2 separate regions of the Homo sapiens genome follow, and region 1 is linked to region 2. Evidence: read pairs that join two places in POLR2A ChIA-PET (ENCODE). Cell type or tissue: A673. All regions are shown on one strand. Each heading gives the region's core, and the rest is flanking DNA. Links, peaks and the distances in the headings are about the cores only.

Region 1 (2,912 bases), core at 259-2,758, 360 kb before region 2:
AGGAATTCTTGTGTTTCTCAAAGAACTAGAGCTGAAGCAGAAATAAGTTCCAATGAGCAAGTGTCCAATCGGACCATTGAATGAAATCTAGTGTTTTAAACAATTCTGATGTTTCAATGTTTTGTTCTGTTTTCTTTTGATCTTGTGAGCAGTAAGACATATTTTATGTGGGTGGTAAAGGAAGAAATCAAGTAACAGAATGAGGAATTGTTCCCAGGAAGAGTTAGAGTTGGGACAAATGGGTTGTTAACTTTGATTTTTAGATCTTCTCTGAAGACATTAAACATGGAATGGTCATCTTTAGAAAAATAAAAGACTATGCAACTCCACCACTGAAATGGTATCTTATTACAGTGAATGATGGATAATCTGAAATTACTATAGAAAAAAATAAACCCAGACCATTTTGCCTAGAGCCTTTCAACCACCTTTCTGTCCACGTTTTTCTTTTTTATTCTATTTATTGCTAAGACCAGTGAATGTTCTTCTTTGCCTTCCAAAATGTTTTCCAGCATTAGTATGTAAATTAAAACTGTCGGCAGGGCGCCGTGGCTCACACCTGTAATCCCAGCACTTTGGGAGGCGGAGGCGGGCAGATCATAAGATCGAGACCATCCTGGCTAACATGGTGAAACCTTGTCTCTACTGAAAATACAAAAAATTAGCTGGGCGTGGTGGCGGGCGCCTGTAGTCCCAGCTACTCAGGAGGCTGAGGCAGGAGAATGGCGTGAACCCGGGAGGCGGAGCTTGCAGTGAGCCGAGATTGCACAACTGCACTCCAGCCTGGGCAACAGAGCAAGACTCCATCTCAAAAAAAAAAAAAAAAAAAAAAAAAGGCATGAGTGGTGGCTCATGCCTGTAATCCCAGCACTTTGGTAGGCCAAGGTGGGCAGATCACAAGGTCAGGAGTTCAAGACCAGCCTGGCCAATATGGTGAAACCCTGTCTCTACTAAAGATACAAAAGTTATCCAGGTGTGGTGGCGTGTGCCTGTAATCCCAGCTACTCAGGAGGCTGAGGCAGGAGAATCACTTGAACCTGGGAGGCAGAGGTTGTAGTGAGCCAAGATCTTGTCACTGCATTCCAGCCTGGGCGACAGAGGAGACTCTGTCTCAAAAAAAAAGAGTTCACAATGGAAAGTCGATACTGTTGAAGAGCTTCAGCAAAGTTGAGAGGTCTGAGGCTGTCAACTGGAAGCTTCCTAAATGCTTGGTTATTTTTCTACCAGAAAATCACACTGCTTATTGCTTACAGCCTCAGGCAGTTGAATACAATTAAAAATAAACCAGCAAAAATATCATTTATTATAAAAGAAGTCAAGGAGAGCCATCAAGTTTTTCTGTGTGTTTGTTTTTTAGAGTGAAGATAATGCTGGTAAGGGTTTTTTGTTTGTTTGCTTGTTTGTTTTTGAGACGGAGTTTCGTTCTTGTTGCCCAGGCTGGAGTGCAATGGCCCGATCTCGGCTTGCCGCAGGGTTCAAGCAATTCTCCTGCCTCAGCCTCCTGAGTAGCTGGGATTACAGGCATGCGCCACCATGTCCAGCTAATTTTTTTTTTTTTTTTTTTGTATTTTTAGTAGAGATGGGGTTTCTGCATGTTGGCCAGGCTGGTCTCAAAGTCCCGACCTCAGGTGATCTGCCCACCTCGGCCTCCCAAAGTGCTGGGGTTACAGGCGTGAGCCACTGCGCCCGGTGGTAAGGGTTATTTCTAAGATGATACATCAGCCACAGATCCTCTGCCTCAGCCTCTGGCGACTGTAACTGAATTTTGAAGCCCCCCCTGCAAAACCTCCTGCTGAGCTGTGTTACAGTTATGACTTGGTTTGAGAGTTTCTGCTACCTTGTCTATTTCCTGTAAAACATCGTAGCAGGTCAGGTACTGTTTTTTGGTCACTACTAAATTGTCATATTACACGAGGCTATTCTTTACTACTAAAGGAGCTTAATTTTGTTGTTGTTGTTTTTTCCCCAACATTATTCCTTCAATACTCATTAACCAGGCCAGATTGAAAACAGAGCCAGCCTGAGCAATGTGGCGGAATGCCATCTCTACAAAAAAACACAAAAATTAGGCCGGGCACGGTGGTTCACGCCTATAATCCCAGTACTTTGGGAGGTGGAGGTGGGCGGATCACAAGGTCAGGAGATGGAGACTATCCTGGCTAACACGGTGAAACCCCATCTCTAGTAAAAATACAAAAAATTAGCTGGGCATGGTGGCATGCGCCTGTAGTCCCAGCTATTTGGGAGGCTGAGGCAGGAGAATCGCTTGAACCCGGGAGGCGGAGGTTGCAGTGAGCTGAGATCGCGCCACTGCACTCCAGCCTGGGTGACAGAGCAAGACTCCGTCTCAAAAAAATAAATAAATAAATAAAATAAAATAATATGGATATTGGATAGAGCCTTTTTTTTCCCCAAATAAGACAATTAAGTGTTTTATTGTTAATACATTTAGATATATAGCGGCATCCCTGTAGAGGTTTGTTTTACAGTGAGAAAGTTGTGTTTTAAGTTGACCCAACAATGAAAAACAACTATTGGCTGGGCACAGTGGCTCATGCCTGTAATCCCAGCACTTTGGGAGGCCGAGGCGGGTGGATCACGAGATCAGGAGTTCGAGACCAGCCTGGCCAAGATGGGGGAACCCCGGGTCTACTAAAAATACAAAAAATTAGCTGGGCATGGTGGCAGGCACCTGTAATCCCAGCACTTTGGGAGGCTGAGGTGGGTGGATCACCTGAAGTCAGCAGTTTGAGACCAGCCTGGCCAACATGGTGAAACCCCATCTCTACAAAAATACAAAAATTAGCCGGGCGTGGTGGCTCATGCCTGTAATCCCGGCTACTCGGGAGGCTGAGGCGGGAGAATCGCTTGAACCTGGGAGGCAGAGGTCGCAGTGAGCCAAGATTGTGCCA
Region 2 (2,912 bases), core at 268-2,767:
AAAAGCTATTATTTTAAAAAGTAGTAAGTCAGACCTTAGTTCAATTTATATAATTTTTTTTTTTTTTTTGAAACGGAGTTTTTGCTCTTGTTGCCCAGGCTGGAGTGCAATGGCGCGATCTTGGCTCACCACAACCTCTGCCTCCCAGGTTCAAGTGATTCTCCTGCCTCAGTCTCCAAGTAGCTGGGATTACAGGCACCCGCCACTACGCCCAGCTAATTTTGTATTTTTAGTAGAGACAGGGTTTCTCCATGTTGGTCAGGTTGGTTTCGAACTCCCTACCTCAAGTGATCTGCCCACCTCGGCCTCCCAAAGTGTTGAGATTACAGGCATGAGCCACTGTGCCTGGCCCATTTATATAATTCAATTACATAAAAATATTATGCAGAGACAGTAGTCTTATTTTCTAATCAAATCATTTTCCTTACTGACAGGTGTTAAGCCCAGGCCCTTTTAAGTGATCCCATACAACCTCTGCCTCCTGGGTTCAAGCAATTCTGCTGCCTCAGCCTCCTGAGTAGATGAGATTATAGACAACAGCCACCACGTCCTGCTAATTTTTTTTTTTTTTTTTTTGAGATGGAGTCTTGCTCTGTCAGCCAGGCTGGAGTGCAGTGGCTGCATCTCGGCTCACTGCAGCCTCCGCCTCCCAGGCTCAAGTGATTCTCCTTCCTCAGCCTCCTGGATAGCTGGGATTACAGGTGTACACCACCATACCTGGCTAATTTTTGTATTTTTAGTAGAGATGGGGTTTCACCATGTTGGCCAGGCTGGTCTTGAACTCCTGACTTCAGGTGATCCGCCCACCTCAGCCTCCCAAAGTGCTGGGATTGCAGGCGTGAAACACGAATATTGCCCCTTTTTTTTTTTTTTTGAGACGGAGTCTTGCTCTGTCGCCAGGCGAGTGCAGTGGCATGATCTCGGCTCACTGCAACCTCCACCTCCCGGGTTCAAACAGTATTGCTCTTTTAAGGGTTCAAGCAGTATTGCTCTTTTAAACGATCGAGCTGTCTGAACTAAAACCTCTCTCAAGTAACACCCTGAAGTGGCCTATACTTTATAATATAGCACATAATCAAGATTTTCAAACGCTAAGTGTATCAAGAAATTGTGTAAAGTTTAGATCCTCTCTGTGGTCCCCATTAATGTACCCTGTTCAGCTTCAGGAGTCATTTAAACACAATTAAGGGAATCTCTGGCTCCAGGAAGCTTGAAGCCGCTCATCCATAATGCAGTAGGGAACTCGTGTCCTCAAGTGACTCAGGCCTGTTAAGAACTTAAGAAAGGCGGTCTCCATAGTTACACATAATAACAGTTGGCAAAAAGCCAAATCTGTTACATAATCCAAACTTCTAACCTAGCTTGATGTTTACAAAACTTTTCTGGAACAATTAAGATCCTACTATAAATGGTACATTTCAGCTGCAAAATCAAGCCCAGAAGGATCCAGACTCATTTTCCCACAGTCACAAACTTTCATTTAGGAAAAAAATGGAAAAAAAAAATCAGGGTCTTGTTTGGAGCATTTTATTCTCTTCACTGTTTTATATCATAATATGCATAGCACAGACTAATCCAAGACAAATGTCTCATCTGAACACTGTGGTTCCTAAAAGATAAGATAGGAGATCACTAACACGTTACTTTTCAATGAAAAAGGCACTTGAAAAAACAAAAAGAGGGCTGCGCGCGGTGGCTCACGCCTGTAATCCCAGCACTTTGGGAGGCCGAAGCGGGCGGATCACAAGGCCAGGAGATGGAGTCCATCCTGGCTAATACCGCTGAAACCCCGTCTCTACTAAAAATACAAAAAAAATTAGCCGGGCGTGGTGACGGGTCCCAGCTACTCAGGAGGCTGAGGCAGGAGAATCGCTTGAATCCGGGAGACAGAGGTTGCAGTGAGCAGAGATGGTGCCACTGCACTCCAGCCTGGGCGACAGAGCAAGACTCTGCCTCAAAAAAAAAAAAAAAAAGAATGTGTCTCAGCAGTTTAAATAGTAAGAACTTTGCTGGAAAATATTAAGCCAGAAGATTTTTATTTTTTTTAAAAGCAAATACCTGAAATACATATACTATTTATTACTCTGGCACATTTAATAGCAGATACCTGAATCTGTTAACATATTGCCTTTTTGCTTTTTAAGTAACTATTAAAAAAAAAAAGATAGGTTCGAGATAGGTTCTTCAATAGAGAATTTTTTTCTTTAACAGAATACTTTTCTTTAACAGAATAGAGAATATTTTTTTCTCTGAATTTTGAAAATAAACTTTCTATAAACAAATTCTGTTCTCTGACAAGTCTTTTAAAGTAGTATTCCCCAAATGAGTAAGACTATTAATAAGCAGACAACTTTTTTTTTGAGATGGAGTCTTGCTCTGTTACCCAGACAGGAGTGCAGTGGCACGATCTCGGCTCACTGCAACCTCCGCCTCCGGGGTTCATGCCATTCTCCTGCCTCAACCTCCCGAGTAGCCGGGATTACAGGCGCCCACCGCCACACCTGGCTAATTTTTTGTATTTTTAGTAGAGATAGGGTTTCACCGTGTTAGCCAGGATAGTCTCTATCTCCTGACCTCGTGATCCGCCCGCCTCGGCCACAAGCAGACAACTTTTAAACGAATGACCATGTTATTTGCATGGGTTTTTTTTCTTTTCTCTTTTTTTTTTTTTTGAGATGGAGTCTCGCTCTGCTGCCCAGGCTGGAAGGCAGTGGCGTGATCTCGGCTCACTGCAACCTCCGCCTCCCAGGTTCAAGTGATTCTCTTGCCTCACCCTCCCGAGAAGCTGGGATTACAGGCACGTGCTGCCATGTCCGGCTGGTTTTTGTATTTTTAGTAGAGACGAGGTTTCGCCATGTTGGCCAGGTTGGTCTCTAACTCCTGACCTAAGGTGATCCACCTGCCTTGGCCTC

What was found. ChIA-PET counts read pairs that join two places held together with the same protein. Peaks named below come from ENCODE experiments on the same cell type or tissue, not always from the same donor. Only the 100,000 strongest peaks of a DNase experiment are listed, where the experiment ranks them.
Region 1: POLR2A ChIA-PET joins it to region 2 with 8 read pairs; 3 of 35 experiments call an interaction of 5 or more read pairs at or near these places.

The regions. Positions count from the first base shown.
Region 1 is chr1:9,923,810-9,926,721 of GRCh38, reverse strand. LZIC (leucine zipper and CTNNBIP1 domain containing) reads left to right here. Exons shown (of 8, transcript NM_032368.5): 8 at 1-429. Among named protein-coding and RNA genes, the nearest start is that of CTNNBIP1, 15 kb to the right of the region's middle. In A673, for the core only: no CTCF peak of the experiment used is centred there; no DNase peak of the experiment used is centred there.
Region 2 is chr1:9,560,012-9,562,923 of GRCh38, reverse strand. All of the region lies in intron 2 of SLC25A33 (solute carrier family 25 member 33), which reads right to left. Among named protein-coding and RNA genes, the nearest start is that of SLC25A33, 22 kb to the right of the region's middle. In A673, for the core only: no CTCF peak of the experiment used is centred there; a DNase peak (open chromatin) is centred at 1,253; H3K4me3 peaks cover 1,175 bases; H3K27ac peaks cover 2,187 bases.